Linked DNA regions of Homo sapiens: region 1 is linked to region 2. The links are chromatin loops, found by intact Hi-C in ENCODE. Cell type or tissue: lower leg skin. All regions are shown on one strand. Each heading gives the region's core, and the rest is flanking DNA. Links, peaks and the distances in the headings are about the cores only.

The links. Hi-C counts contacts between places; a loop is a spot of excess contacts. Peaks named below come from ENCODE experiments on the same cell type or tissue, not always from the same donor. Only the 100,000 strongest peaks of a DNase experiment are listed, where the experiment ranks them.
Region 1: a loop joins it to region 2, with 2.0 times the contacts of the local background. A loop is called at or near these places in 7 of 110 quality-filtered maps.

Annotation. Positions count from the first base shown.
Region 1 is chr14:23,436,153-23,448,361 of GRCh38, reverse strand. No RefSeq gene overlaps it. Among named protein-coding and RNA genes, the nearest start is that of MYH7, 6.6 kb to the right of the region's middle. RefSeq lists enhancers at 4,648-5,958, 9,727-10,227, 9,357-10,984, 12,005-12,209. In lower leg skin, for the core only: no CTCF peak of the experiment used is centred there; DNase peaks (open chromatin) are centred at 5,351 and 9,651.
Region 2 is chr14:23,342,965-23,355,173 of GRCh38, reverse strand. It overlaps SLC22A17 (solute carrier family 22 member 17), which reads left to right and starts at 2,287. Exons shown (of 10, transcript NM_016609.7): 1 at 2,287-2,528; 2 at 2,723-3,226; 3 at 3,319-3,422; 4 at 5,748-5,902; 5 at 6,503-6,668; 6 at 6,868-7,013; 7 at 7,178-7,283; 8 at 7,443-7,660; 9 at 7,962-8,073; 10 at 8,238-8,856. The coding sequence starts at 2,433. The coding sequence ends at 8,526. In lower leg skin, for the core only: no CTCF peak of the experiment used is centred there; DNase peaks (open chromatin) are centred at 2,373, 5,953, 6,848 and 8,323; H3K4me3 peaks cover 974 bases.

The DNA of each region.
Region 1 (12,209 bases), core at 2,208-10,207, 93 kb before region 2:
GAACCTCTTTTCTTTATAAATTACCCAGTTTCTGGGATTTCTTTATAGGAATGTGAGGACGGACTAATACATATTCCAATTTATCCTTTAAGTCTCGCCTAAAATGGTGTTTCTTCCAGACAGCCTTCCCTGATCGCCAGTCCAAATCACGTGGCCTTGCTTCATGCTCCCATGGCATCCGGACTTTGCCCTTCATAGCACCTGGTACTTCCTCCATTATAGTACCTGTTCTGTTATATTGTAACCACCTCTGTGCTTGTCTGCCCTGCTACGGTGTTAAAGTAATTGAAATGGACACTGGGCCTGAGGAATCCCTGAGCAGGAAAAGCCAGTTAGGCCTCTTAAGTGATCTTAACCTTGCTTGATTTGTGAACATAAGTGAAACTTAACTTGGGCTATTTCTTGTAAATGCCTATGTTAAAGAAAAACAGAACTTAAGCTCAATGAATCAGAAGCAACCAACAAACTTATAATTATGTGACTAGGGACTTTCTAACAGGACAGACCAAATAAGACAGCTGTATACCTGTAACCAATCAAATGTTTTATTTGCCTTACTTCCATGTTCCTCCTGTAAAAGCCTCCCACTTGTGTACCCTTAGTGGAGCCCCCCAGCCACTTCTGGTTTGGAGCTGACTGATTCACGAATTGCTGTTTGCTCAAGTAAACTCTTTTAAATCTTATGTGCCTCAGTTAATCTTTTTAACAACATTATTCTGTGAGCTCCCAAAGTCAAGACTATGCCTGCCACAAAGCTGGTGCTAATCAATGTTGGTGGAATGAATTCCTGGGGTGTGGTAAGCTGTGTTCCTGTTAACTGGAGCAGAACAGTAGGCCTGGAAGGACCTGGGATCTGGAGTTAGACAGGACCCAGTGAGATGGGGCAGATCTCAGAGAATATTCTCATTGCAGAGGCTGGAAGGATGTGGACTAGCCTGGCAGCAGATGAAAGGAGGTAGTCTATTAAAGCAATCAGAATCAGGAAGATGTTCTAATAAGAGGGCACTGGAACAGGTTTGGAAAGCCAAGCAGGCCATAGATAGTAATAGATACATTCACTGTTAGTGAATTCACTGTTTCTTAGAACATGTGCCTGTAACTTCATATACATAATCCTCAAGATAAGTATATGGAGTAGGTATTGCCATCCACATTTTACAGATAAGACTGAGGTTTAGAGCTGGGATTCAGAGCAAGATCTTCTTGGTTCCAGAGCCTGTGCTCTTTCCTCTACATTAGTGCTTCTTAAACTTTAATGTGCACAAAATCACCTTGGGTTCTTGTTAACATGCTAATGTCTCAATAGATCTAGGCTGGGGCCTGAGGTTCTGCAATTCTAACAAACTCCCACTGATGCTGATGCTGCCAGTCTATGGATTATATTTTGGGTCATAAGACTGCACATGATACTGCATGTTTTTTCTCAGAGAGGGTAAATGACACACCCAGGTCACATAGCTGGTTCGTGGTAGAGCCAGGATTTTTTAACCTAAGTCTGACTCCAAAATCTATGTTCTTAGTTATCAAAATATGCTATCTCCTTCTATGAGCAGGAAACAGTGCCCCTGGCTTCTTGGCTGGGGCTTAAGGGAAAAATCTAATCCCTGAGAAGTAGACAGGGCCAGGAAGACGAAGAGGGTTACCAAGACAAGGCCTCTGGCAGAGGGAACCAGGGCTCAGTTACCGGCCTGCGGCACAGGGTGGGGCCCAAGTCTTAGGAACAAGATAGAAGCTGAATTTCTAGAACTAGGGCACAGCAGCAAGAGTGACGATGCTGAGACTCCAAGTGTAGGCCAGAGCCCATGCAGGTCCTCCTCCTGGGTTCTCACATGCATCCAGGGACAGGGGCAGGACTGGCCCTTCAGGTATAATGAGGCATGGGAGAGGGGAAGTAGGACACAAGGGCTGGGAGCCAGGCCACTCCTCATATTTTCTTCCCCAGGATTCTTGGCACTGCCCAGAGAGGTGAGGCCTTCCTGAGGCTCACCTTTGGGGCTGTAGACCCCACTCCCTGCACTTCCCTTTCTCACCCTCCATTCTCTTGATTTCAAGCCTTCCTCCCACCTTTGGTCCTCCACATGCATGCTCCCTGTTTGCAAGAGAGGATGGTTCCATATCTCAGGCCCTTATCCTACTGACAGAGCTGTCAGGAGCCATAATAATTATCTTATATTTTTCTTTCCTTTTTTCCATCCCACCTTTTCCCTTTGATTGGGCAGGGCACACAGTGGGTCTCTGAAAAGGCAGAAACTGGGGAATTAGTATTGGCTTCGTGTGGGGCCCGCAGTGGGGAGGAGGGGGAGCAGCACAGAGCAGAATGAGAGTAGAGAGTTGGGCGTTTCAGTTGCTTCTGGTCTCATACTTTCACATCAGGAATCCAGCCATCCATGCTACACCAGCTGTCAGCTCAAGGGCTGCATCAGTCATCAACTATATTAGGATCTTGCTCAAAACTTTTGATTGACTTTTGGCTAAAGGCCACTTTAGAGCTTCCACACAAAGAACAGGTACAAATGTGACATTCAGGATGAGTTCCAGAGTTCAAAACAGAAAAACGACCAGATAAAATGACCACCTTTTTCTGAGCATGAAAAATGTGGCATTTCAGAACCAGCCTTGCAAAAGTAATTACTAGGCATCATTATGCCAACGCTACCATTGTGAAAAAAAAAAAAGTCTTTTTCACAAGCAGGGACAGGTGACTCTGCCATGAGGATAATCTCCCATGACCCGAGAGTCTACCATGCACCTACTGTCACTTCTGACCCCAGACAGATGTTGTCCAAGTGACCTCTCCTGAGAGGAGGATGTCCAGGAACAAAGAAGGGCTGAAGTTAAAAGGGGTTGGCATCCTCTTTCTTATCCTTCCTTGGCCTCTTTCATTCATTTCTCAAAATTCACTTTGATTCACTTTTGAGTGCTGATTACTATATAGCCTCTGAAGACTCTGGTAACTGTCCACATGTGTCACTTGAAGAGGGATCCTGGAATCATTAATGACTTGAGAAGCTTCCAAAAACTACATACATTTTTTTTAAGTCAGCATTCCCTGGTTGAATATATATGTTTCATTTTTTTATATCCCAGTTGAAAAAAATTCCCATGTGGCTGGGCATAATGGCTCATCCCAATAATTCCAGCACTTTGGGAGGCCAAGCCAGGAGGATTGTTTGAGTCCAGGAGTTCAAAACCGGCCTGGGCAACATAGAAAGACTCTGTCTCTATTTTTTTTTTAATCCACGGGTGTGGTGGCTCATGCCTGTAATGCCAGCACTTTGGGAGGCCGAGGCAGGTAGACCACCTGAGCTCAGGAATTCGAGACCAGCCTGGGCAACATGGTGAAACCCCATCTCTACTAAAAAATTAGTTGGGTGTGGTGGTGCGCACCTGTAATCCCAGCTACTGGGGAGGCTGAGACACAAGAATTGCTTGAACCTGGGAGGCAGAAGTTGCAGTGAGCAGAGATCACACCACTGCATTCCAGGCTGAGTGACAGAGTGAGACTCTGTCAAAAAAAAAAAAAAATCCCAACATGTATTTTATGCATATACATAAAAGGTTCCAAATGGACAAGCACAGGATACACTCTGACTATTAACCTTTGGGGATGGGATTGTGAACAGCGGAAGGGACTTCACTTGTTTTGCCTTATAGAAGATTTATTGTTTGAATTTTTAAAGTAATGAGCATTACTTTTATAATTTGGGAGAAAGGAAAGAAAGGAAGGAAAGAAGGAGAGAGGAAGAAAAAAGCAAGTTGAGAGAGAGAAGGAACAGAAAGAAAAAGAGAGAGAGAAAGCAAGCTACCTCCACCCTCCTCCACCCTCTCCCTGAATATGATCCAGAGAATCTCATCTATGTCCCTCATCCTGCAAGAGCAATTGGAGCCCTCATAGGAACACAGAACAGCAGCTGCTCACTTTCTTTGGTACATTATTCATCAAGTATTTATTTTGTTTCGATTTGTCAGAGTCAAAAGAGCTCAAAATAAAAATATGTATGATAACTTTTGGCCATTTTAAGTATCAAAATGATAAACAGTATTTAGGGATACTAGAGGCAAGAGGGAGGCTAAGGGGAAAACGTAAAAGGACCACGCTGGACAAGAAAGAAACAGCAGTTTTAAATAAATAGCAACAAATACCAGTGTGCTTAAAAACCCAGGAGTCTGCTATTAAGCTTTTAACAACCTTGCCCCTAGAGGCTGGGCCAGAAAAGTAGACATAGAAGCCACTGTCTCCTTGATTCCCTTCTTTCCTCCGGAATGCCCACAGCATTGGCCAGCAGCTGTGGACGTGGTTCCTCGAGATCCATCCTCTCAAGACCCACCTCCAAGCTCACCTTCCCCAGAAACCCTCCCCTCTCTGCTCTGCCCTTTCATGACAGCTCTTTTGCATCCCCATGGCTATGTGTTTGACTTTCCAGTTATTTTGCACGTGTTAACCATGTTATTTTGTACTTGTGATCATGTTGCTTGTGTATTTATTCTATTGATCTGAAAAGTCTTTGAGCACAAAGACCTCTAGTGCACCCCTTCACCCCTCTCTGTGTCTAGCTGCTGCCTCGTCCACGGAGGGTGTCCGGTGACCTTCCATCCCCTTCCCACTACCTCTCTATCCTCTTGTCCAATGACATTGCCTAGAAGTCCGGACACCGTGGTTAGCAGATGACCATGCAGGCACGTCTGTCTAATTCCAGCCAAGGGCATGGGGGAAAGGACAGAGCCCAGGGACCTGTGGCCTATTCTCTGAGAGGACGCTGGGCTAATAATAGGAGGGGAGATTAGGGAGGGATTTGACTGCATTGTTATCTCACAGGAATGGCGTTTGAGAGCCTTGCTTCCAAGCTCTTCCAAGAGTCATGCCACCCCCCTCCAATCTCTGTGGAAGTGCCCACTGCCTTTCCCGCTTCGTTCTCTTCTCTCCTTCCATCTGCTCTTCTCTGTCAACCCGTCCATCCTGCTCCCCCTCCCCTGGACCATTCCTCATCCCTTTGCTTTCCACATTCTGGCCTCCGCGTGCACCTATTCTCTCTGCTTCTCCTCCATGTCCCACAAGTCCTTCCCACATGTCCATCCCTGCTCTGGCCTCTTCTGGCTGCTGTCCCTCAACCCCTACCTTCCCAGAACCCTCCCTGTCTTCACTTTCAGGCATCAAATTTGTTTTCCAGGCTTGTGGCCTTTGTCTTCTCTCCCTTAACACCTTGGGGCCACTCCGTGTCTGCCCCTCCACTGTCCCTGGGCCTTGAGCCTTCTCCCAAAGCTGAGCTGGACAAGCACAGGTAACAGAGGCTGAGGTGGGCTGACGGCCTCCACTACCCCAGCAACTAGCAATGAGCCCCGCCAACACCAGGCATTCGAACACCTCTGAGAACAAGACCCAGGACAGGCAGGCTACAGACACCTCCCCACACACAGCCAAGCTATTCTTAGGAACCCAGAATCACAAAAGGGCCGTTCGCTTTGTTCCACACCACCCCCATGGAGCTGCTCTTGGCAGCCAAGGCTGTAATCTCAGAGACAAGGGGCCCAGGCACGGGGAGACCAGGCTGGAGCCTGTGCCCCCTGCCCTGGCTTCTCAGAGCCACAAGGCTCTGCCCTTGGGCAAGGTCATCTCCTCCACCATGCACAGACACACAGCTCTGCACCTTTTCTGCAGTCTTAGCCTCGTCACTCCACTGTCTTTGTTCCCACAGCCGGACCTCAGCTCCCCCAGCCCCGCTACTATGCAATATCTCTGCATATCTCCCCCTCTGCCCCTCTCCCAGCCTCTCCATGGACCCCTTTCCTGACTTTTCCTCACTCCCAGCAAACCAACTACTGTCCCATCTTGCTTCCTTCCCACTCTTCCTGCTTAGAATGGTTCAGCTGTTTTAATCTAGTAAACTCCCAGACCTTTGATAAAGGCCCTTCTTTCCTTGCTACAGGTAGGGAAGCTAAACCTCTGCACTGGTCCCTTCAGACATCCAGGAGCCTGACCAGCTCTCAGCCTCCAATCTGATTCATGGACCCAAGAGGCAGTCTGGCACTGGGACTGCTAGCTGCCCTGGAAAAGTTTCCCTGGAGAAAAGCACCAGCCAGCTCCCCAGGCCCCTCTGTTCCAAATCTGACTTTGTGACTCTCAGACCCAGGGAGGTCACTTACCACCTTCTCCCATGGCTGGAAGAACCTGCATAATGTGTGTATCTGTTGCCTACTTACTCAGTTTCTAACTCTTGTGGAGAACTTTGAGGCATGTATAGCAAAGGACTGGAATTAAGGTTCTGCACTAAAGTGGAATTAAGGTTCTGCTGGGCTTGCACACCCAGCAAGTGCTGCTGCAGTCTCAAATGTCTGCTACAGCACAGAACATCCCAGAAGGGTCAGCATTCCACCATTCTCCTGGAGCACCAGCAAAAGCCCTGCCCTAAGAGACTAGGAAGCTCTCTTGGGGCTGAGTTGTAGGTTGGGCCCAGTAAAGGCACCTGTACCTTCACACCAGGGACATTGTCTTTCTACGTAAAGTAAAAATAGTGAAGCAAAAACAAGCAGAAGACATTGAATTGCTGAGCACTACATATGTTTCCAGATCATTCGCTAGGGCTACTCCCTGCCCTCCAGCCCTACTTTAATCTTTATACGATGGAACTCAGGAGGCTGAGACCCTTCTCCAGCCAGTGAGTGGGCCCAATGATGACAGCCAGGGCTGTATCGAGCTCTGCCTTGAGCTCCCTACGTGCATATCTGAAGATGAGGAGGGAGCCAGCTGAGCCTCATGTTTGCAAGCCCACTTTCTGGTGGTGGGTACCCAAACTCTCTAGGCATTCTCAAAGCACCCCCCAGGCTTCCAAAAAGGGAGATGAGAATAAGAAAACAACCAGAAAGTGCAAAAGAAAATGGTGAACAAAACAAGGGCATCTTTTATTACCCCCTCTTCACATATTCTGGAATACCCTACCTTAAAAACAAAACAAACCGTGCTACTTGGCCCTCTTCCCTTGAGTTGTTGTCTAATCTCATTCATTTCACTGCCAAACTCCTCAAATGCATGGTGTACACCCACTGCTTCCACTTCCTGTCCACTCATCTTTTTCCTCATTAACTCCCTGTGGCCTGGCTTTGCCTGTGACACTACACAAGCTGCTTGCTCCAAGATAATCCAAGTTCTTTTCTCTGTCTTCCTGATACACAGGCTTTCTTTGGCATCTGACACTGCTGGCCACCTGCTCTTCTTGAAATGCTTCTTTTGGCTTCTAGGAAACTGCCCATTTCTCACTCTCCTTAGCTGTCTTTGAATCTCCTTCTCTTCTCTGCGGGCTTCTCTTCCTTCTCCCATCGCTGTACTGTGGGTATCTCCCAGGCCTTTCCTCTTCTCTCCAACCTCATGGCTTCTTTCACATCCCCCGAGGTAGTCAGCCCTCTTTATCCAGTTCTGCCCACTGGTCTCATAGCTCCAGCTTCCTTCAGGAAAGCAAAACATCTTCCATTGGTTGCCCCACTCTTACCTCCATTTCCCCCAAACGGAACACTGTCCTTCCTCCTACGTGTCCCTTTTGCCATTATTCCCATCCTTGCCGACATCGTGCAGTCATGCCTCTCCCTTCCTCATTTCTTGCGTCCAGGCTGTTAGCAAGGCATTTTATTCCTTCTTTAGAAAGGCCTTCCAGCCTTGCCTTTCCGCTTCATGCTGCTGGTCTCGCTTTCCTGCCAACGTTGATGGCTACTGTATCCTCCTCTCGGGTCTCCCTGCCTCCAGCCTCTCTTCCGCAAAGCACCCAATAATACCCCTGCTAGGCCCATCAAACTCTGGTTTCAAGACATCACAATGACTGCCATGGTTTAGAACTTTAGTCATTCCTCATTGCTTCCAGGGTATTATCCATTTTGCTGTCCTGGGAAACAGGGCAGAGTCCGTAGAAAGCCCTTTGAGCAAGACAGACCTGGGTCTGAATCCCAGTGCCACGTTTGCTACTTACCTTGAGCAAACATCTTAGCCTCTCTGAACCCCATTGCTCCTCCATAAAACACAATTAAAGTGACACACAATTGTGAACATGTGTGAGATCATGGTGTATAAAACACTGTGCACCTGGCACAGGTGGTCACTCAATATGTATATAGCCCTTTCCCCTCTCCGACATTGGGGCCCTACCTTTTTTTCCTTCCACCTATGTCTCCAGATCCCCCATACGCATAGCCTCATCAGGCATGTGTCCTCCGAGTCCTTATGAACTCACCACACCGTTCCCCTTCCATGCCTTTGGTCACTCTGTGATTCTCATTGCCCAGAACATATCCTGATACTCAGTGCTTCTTAAAGCCCTCCCCTCACCAAGCTCCACTGTCATGTCCCCATCTTGAAAGCTTATTTTATTTTATTTTATTTTGGGACAGAGTCTCACTCTGTCCAGACTGGAGTGCAGTGGTGCGATCTCAGCTCACTTCAACCTCCGATTCCCAGATTCAAGTGATTCTCATGCTTCAGCGATTCTCATGCCTCCTGAGTAGCTGGGACTACAGGAGTGCACCACCATGCCCGGCTAATTTTTGTATTTTTTGTAGAGACGGGGTTTCACTATGTTGGTCAGGCTAGTCTCAAACTCCTGACCTCAAGTTATCTGCCTGCCTCAGCCTCTCAAACTGCTGTGATTACAGGTGTGAGCCACCAACGCCCAGCCTGCTCCTATCTGGTGGCCTGACCAATGTCACCACTTGGCCTGGGTCAACTCCTGCTGGACCTCAGGACACACTGGCTTGTCATGAGGGAAGCTCAGTGGGCAGCAGTCAAGCAGTGATGCCTATCCCAGCTCAGGGCTGGACTGTGGGCCTAGACTGAGTCTAGGACAGTCTGAGAACCTTGGCCTCCTGGCATGACGTTCCCAAGGGCAGTCACAGTCTGGGTAGAGCCGACCACAAGACTGCAGGATTTCTGATCTACTCTGGTCCAGACCATCCTTTGAACCAAGTGGACTTAGTGGGGCTGAAGGAGGTGTGGGGACAAAGAACCTATGGCAGGGCAACCGGCCCTCCTGTCTGCAGCCTGGCTTCCTCAATTTTGTGTTCCTAACCTAAGAGCTGCCATTCAGTGAGGGCCCACAGTGTGTCTGCTGTGTGTAGACTCTGCTTGTGCAATCTCTAATGGCCTGAGTAGCCCTGGAAACAAAATGTGGCTATCCCCATGTTACAGATGACAAAACTGGCTCAAAGCAATTATATGACTGACGTAGACCACACAGCTAGAAAATGGAATCACTGGGTTTCAAAGTGGATTTTTGTGACTGACTCCAAAGCTGACCAGACTGCTCATCCTGTATGCTTCTGAGGCCTCTGGCCCTCCAGACCGGTCACTCCCCACAAAGTCTCCCTTTTGGTGAGTTGTGTCCCTCCAAACACTCCCTGAAGGCAAGATCAACCTGCCCTAACTACCCCAAAGTGAACTAGGCCAGCCCCAAGCCTGTCTCCGGCCCTCCATCTCTCTCTTTGTTCACATCCATCAGAAAGCAGAGACCTAGAGTAGGGAATGAGAGGGGGTGCACAAGTACAAAAGATTTTGAAGCCAGCAGGAAGACAAAAGAATGACAAGAAGGAGCAGCTGTTTGTAAAGGGAAATCTGAGACAGGCAGAAAGCTCAGCTCCCTAATCCTAGGCTCGTGTGGAGCCAGGGCAGGGTCCCCCCAAGGTCAGGGATTCTGGGGGCAGGCGGATGGGAGAGTCAGCCTCCACTCCTGGGTGGCTCCCCTCTGCCCTGTGCACAAACAACGAGTGCCTCATTCCTCCCCTGCACCAAGTGCCCTGCCTCTTCCTGCCCCGTTTCTTCCTTCCCTTTGGGTACCGGAGCTTTTTTCTGATTCCCCTCTCTCCATGCTGACATCGCTTCTAATTCGCCCTGGTGTCTCCCTCCCTCACAATTACTGGGAGTAATTTTAGCAACTTTTCCTCTGAACTACCGCTGGCGTGTTCACAGCAAATGGCCCCTGTTTTGGCTTGACACTTGATCAGGGTGGTGACAGAGTGCAGACAAAGCCGGCACAATGCGGGGAGGGGAGGACGGGGGACAGATCACCTTCCTTTCACTTCAGGCCTTATTTGGTCTACCTTGCCGAAGCGGCCCTCCTTCCAGCCTCTCTTTATTTATAGCATTTTGCTTTGCTCTCCTTTATCTTGCTATCACTTTGTAGCACACTCTGCACAATCCCCACCCACCCCAGCATGGTGGGGCCCCTGGCCCCTCACTCTCCCCACAAGGAATGTGCATGTGTGCAAAGGGTAGGCCTGGATGCCATTTCTACAAACAGTTGACTAAAGCAGTCCAGAGCAGGGATCTTTCTTTGGGTCATTGTTATGTCCTTATTGACCAGAATAATGCCTGGCACATAGTAGGCACTCAATAAATACTTGTTGAATGGAGGAATCTGCAAAGCTGCTCAGTCTTCAGACAGCAGCAAGCAGCAGGAAGAGAATCATGATGTAACCAAGAGCAGGTGCTGGAGGAGCTAGGGAGTGAGTGGGGATCTTTAAGGACAGCAGGCCCTCTGATCTGTCTGAGCTGTGAGGCAAAGCCTAGTTAGGGAGGTGAGTTCTATCTGCAATGAGAGGGGGCATGGGTGGAGAACAGTAACACCCAAACACCAACAGACCAGAGCCTCCCAAACCCGAAAGGAGAGAAACAAAGTGTGATTGATTTCCCAAATGCAGAAAAGACTACCCAAGTCCCCAGCCAAGGAAGGACGCTGGCCTGTGGTGAAGACACTGGCTTTGAAATGGCTCAACTACGTCCCAAGCACCCTTTGTGCATCTTAATTGCCCTGGGAAATCAGGGAGGGGTGGCAGTTTGGAGCTTGGAAAGCTGGAAGGTGGGGACGAAAGGAGTTTTTGCCCCTCATCGCCAATCCTTGAGGTTCCTACAGGGAACCTCAGACAACAGCTGTCTTAGGGGTTTCCTTCCAGCTCCAAGCAGCTGTATTATCTATAGCTTTGAGAGGGTCTGTCTCTGTCAATGGGGCTGATTCCTCAGCACCTGGCAGGGCCTGGGGGGGACTGCCAGAGTCTGTTCTGCCGGGCATGTTAGTAGCACAGACTACTGGGATAACCTCAGCAACTGTATACCTTAGCACTGCAGAGCTGCGGTGTTGTCAGACACAGCCCTTGCAGTTCGTGGTCTACCCCCACTTGCCTGCACCCCCCTTATAGCTGCTCAATGTCCTCAGACTGTACCTTAGTGCCTTGGTTACCAAGCAACCCCCACAGAGGCCTCCTCCTGGATTTTCCCTTCCCTGCTATGCCCACCCCACCTTCAAAATGTACCTGCTGCACCCATCCCCCAGGCCTGCCTCACTCCTTCCAAGCTGACAGCTAATCAGATGGACTAATCCGCATGCGCGGAAGAGCTGTGCTTGGGAAGAAGGGGGAGATTTCACACCAAATCGTGCAGTGGTTGCCTAGACACGGAGCCAGTCAAGCTTGCATGCCCCGTTGCTAGAAGAGCATGGCATCGGTTGTGTTCTGTGCTCGTAGGCTGGGCCCCAGCTCCCTTTCCTCCCCTCCTTTGTGGCTGTTCCTCAGGCCTGCAGAGGGGAAGATTTTTCCTGTCCTGTTACTCTGCCTCACTTGCCAGAACACTAGTCGCCTCCAGCTCTGGATAAAGCTGAGGCTGGGTGGGCCAGACAACAGCTGTCTTAGGGGTCTCCTTCCAGCTCCAAGTAGTTGTATTATCTATAGCTCTGAGAGGGTCTGTCTCTGGGCTCAGGCCTTTAGTACCTGTGGGGCAGAGCCAGGAACGTGAGTCAGGCAAACCGCTCCAAACTAGGACCAATGCAGCTGGGTCCTGCTCTCTGCGCATAGGGGGTCCCCACATCTTTGGAATCCCAGCCCACCTTTCCAGGCTACCCTCCACAGGCCGGGCTCCACTCCCATCTGCTGAGGTTTCCCACCTTGAATCCTGCTGCCCCGATTAGCTGTATAACCTTAAAGAATGCACTGTCCCTCTCCATTAAATGAAGTGCTTGGATGGATTGCTAAAGGCCTGTCTGGCTCGGAGGCTTGGTGACCTCAACACATTGCCTGCTGGTCCAAGGAAATCAGTGCCTGAGCCAGAGTCCCCATCTCTAAGCTCCATGGTTATTGTTCTTGCCACCTGGCTAGGAAATGTCCTTCCAGCTGCCCCAGTCTAGCTGCCTCACCCTGGGGCCATGCCCCCAACTCTGTCCTACCCTTCTCTGCTGCTGACACTCAGC
Region 2 (12,209 bases), core at 1,671-9,670:
GCACTTCGGGAGGCTGAGGCCGGAGTACGGCTTGAACTCAGGAGTATGAGGCCAGCCTGGGCCACACAGTGAGACCCTGTCTCAACAAAACATCAAAAAATTAGCCAAGTGTGGTGGCACATGCATGTAGTCCCAGCTATTCAGGAGGCTGAGGTAGGAGGATTGCTTGAGCTGGGGAGGTGGAGACTGCAGTGAGCTGTGATCAAGCCACTGCACTCCATCCTGGGTAAGACAGTGAGACCCTGTCTGAAGAAAAGAGTTTCCCATACGTGGAAAATTTCTGAACAGAGACAAGTTAAAAGTGTGGTTCAGTGGAGAGAAGGGGGAAAGATTTCCCGGCTGACAATGATAGAACACTGCTTTCTAGCCCTTACCTAGGATTAGAGAATAAAGTACCTATCAGGTAACAAATCTCTTAGAGATGTGTGTCTCTACCTTTAATGTATAATACCTATGCCTGGAGATCTGGATAAAATACAGATTATGATTCAAGGGTCTGGGTGAGGCTTGGATTCTGCATTTCTAACAAGCTCCCAGGAATGCTGCTGGTCCATGAACCACACTTTGAGTAGCAATTCTAGAGGTTAGGGAAGACTCCTGTGTAGCAAAGATGTTTAGGCTGAGAGCTGAAGGATGAGAAAAATGTGACTAAGAAGCTTTTTAGGTGCAGGAACCAGCTTGTTCAAAGGCCTCGTGGCGCTGGGAAAACTAGAAGAAGGTCTGTGGCTGGAGTGCAGAGAGTTTGGGGAAAGAAGTGAGATGGAACTACAGACAGCATGTGACCAGGCATGTAGAACCATGTATGAGGTATCTAGATTTTTAATATTCACTTTGACAGTGAGGAGACACCACTGAAGGCTGGTTAGCAGGAAAGATACATGATCAGATCTGTATTTTGAAAAGATCATTCTATCTGACTATAAATGACATATGGGTGATAAGGAGGTATAAACAAAGCGGACGCTGAACACCAGTTAGGAATTAGGGAGCTAAAGTGGTCTTTGCAACAGGTAGCTTGACTAATAATGGTAGAGATGGAGAGATGTGGGATGTCTGAGAATATATAGGAAGTAAAATGGGCAGAATTTTGTAAAGAATTCAACATGGATAAGGAAGAGAAAGCTCTAAAGGCTGTTGCCTGAGCATTTGGCCACAATGCGATGTTGAGGGTGCCATTCGCTGCAGAAAAAAGCAGTGGAAGCCAACCAAGTTATGGGGGAAAAGCAAAAATTTCGTCTTGAACATATTGAGTTTGAGGTCCCTGTGAGTCATCCAAGGTGAAGGTCAAATAAGAGGTGGCTTCATAGGTCTGGAGCTCAGAACAGAGGTGGAAGCTGGAGATGTCAGTCTGGGCGTCAGGTTTGTATTGTTTGTATGGGTGGTGATTGAAGCTGTGGGCATAGGTAAGATCCCAAAGTGGAGACAGTGTGAGATGAGAGGAGGGCCTAGGACTAAGTCTGTGAGGATTCCAGACACTGAACCATGGTGTCTAAATGATACAGACGGGAATGGCCCTAGAAGCCAGCACCACAGCCTCATCACTACCAATACAGACCCCTCCTGCAGTTGCGTCACCCCGCTGGACTTCAATCATTGCCTCAAGAACCGGGAGGATAATGGCCTGCCCATGCTCAGCACCAATGCCATGAGCTGGAAGACGATTTCTGCAATGGAGAAAAGGGGAGCAAGAGAGACTCAGCAGCAAAGGAAGAGAGTGTTTAGAGGAAGAGGGGTCAACAGTGCCAAATGCTGTTGAGAAATGGAGATTCAAACAGGATGGGAGTGATGAAACCCAAGAAAGTGGTCTCCTTGTAGAGGACTGAAGCTAGGGCTGATACAGGGCCAAGACAGTCTTCCATATGCATAAGTTGTACTGTAATAGCCAGTTTACATGTCTGTCTCCCTGGAGTAAAGGTCTCCAAAGTGGAACTTGTCCACCCTGTTATCCTTAAAGTCTAGTGCAAGTCCTGGAACGTAGTGGACACTTAAATTTTACTGATTAGTGAATGGGTGAATGAATGAATGAATGAATGATGGCAAATGATTGGAAGCAGAGGAAGAATCTCTGGCATCTGCCTGGACTAGCTACTATCCTTCAGCTTTTTTTCTTTTTTACCGCAATGGCCCGCAGACCCAGGAAAGAGACGACAGAGCCCCCCTTCCCTCCCTCCCCTGGGCCCTGGCCCCCCTTCCTCTCTCTGACGAAGAGTCTGGACCGAAGGTTCTGCTGACGTGGGAAGGGGAGGAGAGTCTAGAGGAAGGGGAGGGGAAAGCAGCGCAGAGATCGCAGAGACCAAGGAGGCGCCCGCGGCTGCAGAGCTGCAGAGCGGGATCTCTTCGAGCTGTCTGTGTCCGGGCAGCCGGCGCGCAACTGAGCCAGAGGACAGCGCATCCTTTCGGCGCGGGCCGGCAGGGCCCCTGCGGTCGGCAAGCTGGCTCCCCGGGTGGCCACCGGGACCCCCGAGCCCAATGGCGGGGGCGGCGGCAAAATCGACAACACTGTAGAGATCACCCCCACCTCCAACGGAGTAAGTGCCCGAGCCCCAGGTGGCGACGCCATCCTCTCCCAGCACCCCCGCCCCCGCGGAGCGTCTGGCATTTTCCTCCTGCGCATCCCTCGCCCCTGACTGCCTTCCTAGCCCTCCCTCCCACCTGCCCCCTGCCCTTGCTCTGCGGTTTCCTCCGCTTCACCCTTCTCCTGCCACCCCCTGCCCCCCAACAGCAGGTCGGGACCCTCGGAGATGCGGTGCCCACGGAGCAGCTGCAGGGTGAGCGGGAGCGCGAGCGGGAGGGGGAGGGAGACGCGGGCGGCGACGGACTGGGCAGCAGCCTGTCGCTGGCCGTGCCCCCAGGCCCCCTCAGCTTTGAGGCGCTGCTCGCCCAGGTGGGGGCGCTGGGCGGCGGCCAGCAGCTGCAGCTCGGCCTCTGCTGCCTGCCGGTGCTCTTCGTGGCTCTGGGCATGGCCTCGGACCCCATCTTCACGCTGGCGCCCCCGCTGCATTGCCACTACGGGGCCTTCCCCCCTAATGCCTCTGGCTGGGAGCAGCCTCCCAATGCCAGCGGCGTCAGCGTCGCCAGCGCTGCCCTAGCAGCCAGCGCCGCCAGCCGTGTCGCCACCAGTACCGACCCCTCGTGCAGCGGCTTCGCCCCGCCGGACTTCAACCATTGCCTCAAGGATTGGGACTATAATGGCCTTCCTGTGCTCACCACCAACGCCATCGGCCAGGTGAGGCGGCCAGGCGGGCCGCGGGTCTGGGGGCGGGCAGAGAGCGGCGAGGGCGGGGCCTCACGCCCGCTGCACCCTTCTCACATCCCCAGTGGGATCTGGTGTGTGACCTGGGCTGGCAGGTGATCCTGGAGCAGATCCTCTTCATCTTGGGCTTTGCCTCCGGCTACCTGTTCCTGGGTTACCCCGCAGACAGGTGAGGGCTGTCGTGGGGGCAGGGCTGGTAGAAAGGAGGGGGTGCTAGGGAAGCTAACCCAAGCAGCGGGCGTTTACAGGAGGTCGAAGACGATTCGCTGGACTCTGCAGTCTTCTCTGGACTTCTATTCAATGGTCTATCCATGTCTCAACTTCACTCTCCATCAAGAAATACCCCTTCCCTACCTCTTCCGCGCAAGGGAATGACTCGACCTCTATGGACTATTAGTCCCATTCCCACTAATTAGTGGCCCCCTATCCGTGAATCAATGGCCTCATCTCCAAAGAGAATAGTCTCATCCCCACTAACAGCCCACATGGACTGTTCGCTCCATCTCAGTGACCTCATTCCTGAAGATCAATATGTTAATTCCTAAACACCAACAGCTCCATTCCCACTGATCAATAGTTCAACTTCACAAACAAATTACCCCATTTCTGACCAGCGACCCCTCCCCTACAAGTCAACTAACTATCTCCAAAGACAATATCCTCAGACCCAGTAACCCACAGTCCCATGCCTGCCACCAAATGACCCAACGCTCTGTAGGGGAATAGCCCATAGATTAGCAGTCATACCCTCATGGATCCTCAGGGCTTTGAGATCCTCTCACCGAAATCCCCGTTTCCATGAGTCGGTAGCTTCACCTCTAGAGATCAACAACCCAATCCCAGCAACCAATAACTCTTCCCACAGATCAAAAATCTCATCTCTGATTCTGGTCACCTTCACCACTGACCAGATGCTCTCACTGCACTAAACTTCCGATTAGACTCAGCCCCATTGATCCACAGTTCCATCCAAGTGGATTAATAACTCAACTTCTGTGGATCAAAGCCATCCCAACATTCAATAGTCCAGTTCCTTAAAATCAATACCCATCCTCACTGCCCAATAGTCACACACCTCTGTGGGCCAATGATCCGAAACCCACAGGTCAATAGCCCATCCCTATGCATCAGTGGCCTCATTGCCACAGACCAGTAGCCTCATTCCTATGGAACCATGGTTTCATCCCCAAAGATCAATAATTTGGTCTTCTAAAATCTGTAGCCTTCAGCACATTAACCAATAAGCCCATCCTCATGGAAAAATGCCCCACCCCATTAGATCAATAGCCTAACTCCCAGGGATTGGTGCCCCTTTTGCAATGACCAGAGGCTCCCTATCTTCATCTCCATAGATCAATGGTCTTATCCCCAAAGATCAATAGCCCAGCCTCCAAGAATCAGTAACCATGTCTTCACTAACTCATAGTTAGTGACCATAATCACTTACCAATAGTCTCATCTCCCCTGGTCTGTGACCTTATCCTTACTGATTATTCCCATGGATTAATAGATTCATCCCACTGATCAATAGTCCTACCTTATGGATTAATACACCCATGTCTATGTCCCCACTGATCTTTCTTTTTTCTTTCTTTTTTTTCTTTTTTCTTTCTTTTTGAGATGGAGTCTCGCTCTGTTGCCCAGGCTGGAGTGCAGTGGCATAATCTCAGCTCACTGCAACCTCTGCCTCCCAGGTTCAAGCGATTCTCCTGCCTCAGCCTCCCGAGTAGCTGAGACTACAGGCACCTGCCACCACACCTGGCTAATTTTTGTATTTTTAGTAAGGATGGGGTTTCACCATATTTGTCAGGCTGGTCTTGAACTCCTGACCTCGTGATCTGCCAGCCTCGGCCTCCCAAAGTGCTGGGATTACAGGTGTGAGCCACTGCGCCCAGCCTGACCATTCTTAATGTATTAATAGACCAATGTCCCACCTCCATGGAACAATGGCCTCATCTCCAAAAATCAATTACTCAGTCCCCTAATATCATTGGCTTTACCTTCACTGACCAGTAGTATCCTCATGCACAAGTGGCCAATGGCCTCCCCTCCACAGGTTAATAGTTCCAACTCCGTATATCAATGAACCCCCCTCCCACATCTCCTCTGAACAGTCTGAGCAAGATAAGCTCCAGGCCCACTGACCATTAGCTCTGTTCCTAAGGATGAATGGTCCCAAATCCCCTAAGCAATATCCCATCCCCTCTGTTGAGTGATGTCACATCCATTGACAAGTGCCCTAATCTCTGACCAATAGCCCAAGAGTCAATGTTCCCACCTCTTAAAGAACCACAACCACACCCCAGTGCCCAGTAGCCAGGCATCACCCACCCATGGTCCCCATCCCTCCCCATCTTCTCAAGCCTCTGTCCAACTCTTGCTCCCAGAACTTCATTCTCATACCTCTAGCTCTGAAGTGTGCAGCTGGGTCTTACCCAGCAACTTTCCCACCACCAGAGAGTCTGGGTGACCAGAAGCCCTTCCCACTTTCTAGATTTGGCCGTCGCGGGATTGTGCTGCTGACCTTGGGGCTGGTGGGCCCCTGTGGAGTAGGAGGGGCTGCTGCAGGCTCCTCCACAGGCGTCATGGCCCTCCGATTCCTCTTGGGCTTTCTGCTTGCCGGTGTTGACCTGGGTGTCTACCTGATGCGTAAGTGGCACCCTCCCAGAATTCCCTCCCTTGGGTCTCATGCCTACCTGCCTGCATCGCCAGGCCATCCTCACTGCCCCCTAGGCCACATTTCAGCTGCCTAGAATCTCAGCTATCTTTCTGCCCAGGCCCCCTTGAAGAATCCAGGGCTCTTGCTTCTCTCTACACCTATCTCCCCCTCCCGACAATCTTTAAAGTCTTTGTCCTGGACTTACTGCTGCCAAGGAATAAGGTGCTATTCCCCTGATAGCAGTAAGTCCAGGGACAAGGATTGTCCCTAGCTGTGTGACCTTGGACAAGGGTTGATGTGAAGGTCAAATAAGAGGCCTGATGGGAAAGGGCCTATAAATTGGAAATGTTGAACACTCACCCAGGACTCTGGCCCTAGAGCCCTCCTAGGTTTGAGCAGGAGAGGAGAGAGGGCTGAACAGTCTCCCCAGTCCTTGCCACCCAGAGGTTAGCAAGGGAGGCAATGGCTGCAGCCTCCACTCTGGGTCTGACCTCTCTCTCTGTCCTCCTCCCTCCCTCTTTCTTCTTCTCTCTTATGCCTTCTTCCTCCCTGGCCTCCCTCTCCTCTCTCCACCCCTGCTGTATCTCCAGGCCTGGAGCTGTGCGACCCAACCCAGAGGCTTCGGGTGGCCCTGGCAGGGGAGTTGGTGGGGGTGGGAGGGCACTTCCTGTTCCTGGGCCTGGCCCTTGTCTCTAAGGATTGGCGATTCCTACAGCGAATGATCACCGCTCCCTGCATCCTCTTCCTGTTTTATGGGTCAGTATTACCCTTCACCTGTCGTCTGGCAATTCCCATCTCTGCCTCCAAACTAGCCCTAGCCCGGAGACCCCTCCTCTTCTCCAACTACCCCTGGTCCAGGCCTACCCCAGCCCCAGTCCCTCAGAGGTGCACATTTCCCACCCCTAGATCAGGAGAAGGGAGGCCTCACAGTATACCCCTTCCCCCCTGCCCCCAGCTGGCCTGGTTTGTTCCTGGAGTCCGCACGGTGGCTGATAGTGAAGCGGCAGATTGAGGAGGCTCAGTCTGTGCTGAGGATCCTGGCTGAGCGAAACCGGCCCCATGGGCAGATGCTGGGGGAGGAGGCCCAGGAGGCCCTGCAGGGTAAGAGACAGGGATCCCTGTGAGTGTTGCCTCACTTGCACACATGATGGTGCCCTCTGCATGGCTGTAGCTGTGCCACCTTCTCCCAGGGTCCCCACCACCCATGTGGGAGGATCCTGGGATCTCAGGGTTTTCTTCTGACAGCTCCTCTCTCTCTCCCAAAGACCTGGAGAATACCTGCCCTCTCCCTGCAACATCCTCCTTTTCCTTTGCTTCCCTCCTCAACTACCGCAACATCTGGAAAAATCTGCTTATCCTGGGCTTCACCAAGTGAGCCTGGGTGTCTGGGCTGAGGGCCAGGCCAGTAGCTGGAATGGGGGCTGGCTGGGTGGGAAGGCCCGGGGACCCCTGCGGAGGACCATCAGCACTGTAGAAGGCTGCGGGAGGGGATTCAGGCTCTGTTCGTTGCTTCCCCACCCCTTCTCACAGCTTCATTGCCCATGCCATTCGCCACTGCTACCAGCCTGTGGGAGGAGGAGGGAGCCCATCGGACTTCTACCTGTGCTCTCTGCTGGCCAGCGGCACCGCAGCCCTGGCCTGTGTCTTCCTGGGGGTCACCGTGGACCGATTTGGCCGCCGGGGCATCCTTCTTCTCTCCATGACCCTTACCGGCATTGCTTCCCTGGTCCTGCTGGGCCTGTGGGATTGTGAGCATCCTATCTTCCCCACAGTGTGGGCTCAACAAGGGAACCCCAACAGAGGTGCTTCAGACAGGCACAGCCATTTCTTCTGGCACAGGCCTCCCAAGACAAGCCCCAGACCCTGCCCAGCTCTTCCACGAGCCTCCACCTGGCCCCACAGCCCCATCTGCTCTCCCAGTCAATTACTGAATGCCCAGAGCCTGCCCAGCTAGAGCCATGGGAACAGAGAGCCAAGGGGATGACACCCGGGACTAGGCCAGCCTTGACCTCCCCACCTGCATTCATATCATCCCTCTTGCTTCTGCAGATCTGAACGAGGCTGCCATCACCACTTTCTCTGTCCTTGGGCTCTTCTCCTCCCAAGCTGCCGCCATCCTCAGCACCCTCCTTGCTGCTGAGGTCATCCCCACCACTGTCCGGTGAGAGCAGGGGTGCCCCCAGGGGCAGAGCCGGGCCCCCTCGCCTCCCGCTCCCCCACCCCACCCCTGAGGACAGGGCCTGCGGGCTGGAGGAGGGGGGCTGCGGGAGAAGGGCCCAGCAAGGCTACAGCTGTGGGCTGAGCTCCTCCTCTGTCTCCCCCCAGGGGCCGTGGCCTGGGCCTGATCATGGCTCTAGGGGCGCTTGGAGGACTGAGCGGCCCGGCCCAGCGCCTCCACATGGGCCATGGAGCCTTCCTGCAGCACGTGGTGCTGGCGGCCTGCGCCCTCCTCTGCATTCTCAGCATTATGCTGCTGCCGGAGACCAAGCGCAAGCTCCTGCCCGAGGTGCTCCGGGACGGGGAGCTGTGTCGCCGGCCTTCCCTGCTGCGGCAGCCACCCCCTACCCGCTGTGACCACGTCCCGCTGCTTGCCACCCCCAACCCTGCCCTCTGAGCGGCCTCTGAGTACCCTGGCGGGAGGCTGGCCCACACAGAAAGGTGGCAAGAAGATCGGGAAGACTGAGTAGGGAAGGCAGGGCTGCCCAGAAGTCTCAGAGGCACCTCACGCCAGCCATCGCGGAGAGCTCAGAGGGCCGTCCCCACCCTGCCTCCTCCCTGCTGCTTTGCATTCACTTCCTTGGCCAGAGTCAGGGGACAGGGAGAGAGCTCCACACTGTAACCACTGGGTCTGGGCTCCATCCTGCGCCCAAAGACATCCACCCAGACCTCATTATTTCTTGCTCTATCATTCTGTTTCAATAAAGACATTTGGAATAAACGAGCATATCATAGCCTGGACTTCCCTCCCTTCTGTTTGTCCTTCTATCTCTTGGGGGAAGGTTTTTCTCAGTGGAATGCACACCGATAACAAGCTCCCCTCTCCCTCCTTGTGCCCTGCCCCCAGTGGTGACTTACAGACAACTGTCACCACTTACTGACTGCTTGCACTGCTGCCAGAACTGGCCTAAGCACTTGACACACTTCGTATCATTTAATTTTTACAGCATTGCAAGGTAGGTGTTTGGATCAATTAGGGGTTGTTGTTGTTGTTGTTGTTGTTGTTTGTTGTTGTAAGCAATAAAAACTGGCTCTAATGAACTTAAGCAAAAAGGGAATTATTCGATTTGGTGGGGCAGGTTGTGGTGGGAGCTCACAGAATGAAGGAGAAGCAGAACTCGTCGTAAAATAACTAGTCAGGAGCGGAGAAGGCTCCTTGTCTGAGGAGCAAAAACCAGCAACATTTTTGTCAGGGCTTCTTCTAGATGAATGAGCTCCAGTGCAATTTAATCTTTGGGTTATCCCACTGAAGATTAATTTCCAGAGAGCATGTCACTGGCTAGCTAGAGTAACATGCCTCCCACACCCCTATTTCTCCCAACTGGGAATAGGTAAAGCAAAATTTGGGCACTGTTAGCAGAAGCGGGACTGGGTGTCACTCAGAAAAAAACAATGGAAGCTCAGTACAGCATTCTTATTCTCTTAAACAAGATGAGAAAACTTATGGTCAGAGAGACTCAGTAACTGGCCCAAGGTTACAAAGCTAATGAGTGGCAAAGCTGAGACATGATTAGATCCCAGAGAGCTCTTCATGGATGCATACTGTAGTCACCTTCCCAACTCTTCTAACTTTTGGGCACATTCCTTGGAAGGCAAGAGTGGGTTCTCTTGGCTCTCTGGAAGGTGGCAGCAGAAAACTGAGACTTCTACCTCAGTGCCAGGGCCTCCCTCTTAAACCACATCTGGTTTGGCTTTACCACTTTGGGCAAATCTCTTAGCTTCCAACTTCCTTTAAGACTTGCTATGAGGATTAAACAAGGTAATGTATCCTAAGTGTCTCTTAAACTACCCCCACTAGGTGTAAGCTGTGTAAACCAAAAATTATCTGAGACAAGTCTCAATCAATTTAGAAAGTTTATTTTGCCAAGGTTAAGGATGCACCCATGATACAGCCTCAGGAGGTCCTGAGGACACGTGCCCAAAGTGGTCGAAGTACAGCTTGCTTTGTACATTTTAGGGAGATGTAATACATCAATCAGTACGTGCAGGATTTACAATGGTTGGATCTGGAAGAGCCGGGACAACTCAAAGGCAGGGCCAGGGGCTTCCAGGCCGTAGTTAGATTTAAACATATTCTGATTGGCAATTGGTTGAAAGAGTAATTATCAGTAGAAAGGAATGTTTGGGTTAAGATAAGGGGTTTTGGAGACCTAGGTTTTATCATGAAGATGAAGGCTTCAGAGAAAATAGATTGTAAATGTTCCTTATCAGACTTAGGTTTGTGTTGATGTTAACACTGGAGGGATATAATGAGGCATGTCGGACCCCCACTTCCCATCATGACCTGCAGCAGCCTTTCAGGTTAAATTTTAGGGTGCTCTGGCCAAGGGGGGAGTCCATTCAGATGGTTGCAGGGTGGGTGGCGAGGTGTTTGAGTTTTATTTTTAGTTTACATTCTCCCCCTTCTGGCCAAGATTTGCCAGAGACAACATTAATGGCCACCAATTGTAATTTTGTTCCATAGCACTGCCTGGGTGACATGGCTGCCTGCCCCAGGTCCATCTTGTCCCTCAGTGGGACTCCCTATGGCCGAGGGACTTACAGTCAACAAGACTTACAGCCAATTAATTGCTCTAGGCTAGATAGTAACGGACATGGACAGGCATTCATCCCTTAAAATTGTTTTTTCTTTTAAGTAGAAAGTGAACAAACAAAAGCCAAAGGAGAGGTTACAAAATTGACTTATTTTTAAACTTCTATGCATTAAGCTACTATAATCTTGGTTTTAGTTACAGACTTATAGCAATTAACTATATAAAACATAAGCATTGTTCAAAAAAAGATTTAATATATATCTATCAGCACAACTTATAACGGAAGTATTATACCCAGGAGGCTGGGTGAGTCACAAGGTATCTTTATCCTATCAGTAATTATTTTATTTTAATTCTACAGGAAGTAGGAATTTTTTTTTTTTTTTTTTTTGAGATGGAGTCTCACTCTGTTCCCCAGGCGGGAGTGTAGTGGCGCAATCTCGGCTCACTACAACCTCTGCCTCCCGGGTTCAAGCAATTCTCCTGTCTCAGCCTCCTGAGGAGCTGGGATTACAGGTGTACGCCACCATGCCCGGCTAATTTTTTGTATTTTTAGTAGAGACAGGGTTTCACCATGTTGGCCAGACTGGTCTTGAACTCCTGGCCTCTCAGAGTGCTGGGATTACAGGCGTGAGCCACCAGGCCCAGCCAGAAAATTCTTCATGGTTGGGATGGATGCAAAGATGACACATGATAGCTTAGAAGACAAAGTCCTTTATTTTACCATCTGTTTACGTGTCTTTGTACCCATCCTTGATTTGGAGGGCCTGACCTTGAACTGATTCTATCCCTTAAAACCAACCCTTCACCATTTCACGCGTCCACCTCATCCACCACAGTTACTGGGCTTAGAGAGAAGGTGCTCATATAGTCTTAGCAGCAGGGCATTTTCAGTGAATAACAGATCCGGCCCAGTGGGATGCCAAATGAGGTAGAGTCACATCCCTGGTCTTCAGACTACCATGATTTTGGTTTCCTAGGAAATAAAACAAGGACAGATAAATAACATAAATATTTTGACAATCAAAAGAATATTTGTATGTCAGAACAGAAAAAGGGAGCTATTCTATTAGAGTACCGACTAAACATATGAAGAAAAATTATAATGTGATACTCTTCAGAGGATTATTGTAGCCAAGAAATAATTCGTTCTTCGATCTGCACTCAAAAACAAAAGCCAGGGCTGAAATTTGTGTACAAAATAAATTTTAGGCTTATTATACTTTGCCTGATTATTCATATAAAGTGCAGCAAGAATTGTTTGGCCATATAGGCTTCTATTAAGTTGGCTTTGCTGGAACTTTACCTACAAATATGTTATTCTAGTCAAAGCCTTGGCAAAATAACCAGCGTCTCCAATTGCTCTGTTCTAAAAGACTCTTACTAAGCTTATGCAAATGACTGTATTGTCATGAACTCACAATCCAAATTTTGGAGAACTCAGATAGATAGAAAGGCAAATTTGCTTACAAACACATACTTCACCCAGTTGCTTTAAACTGTGAATAACTCAAAAGAAAAGGATTTGTTTGACACTTCTATAGCC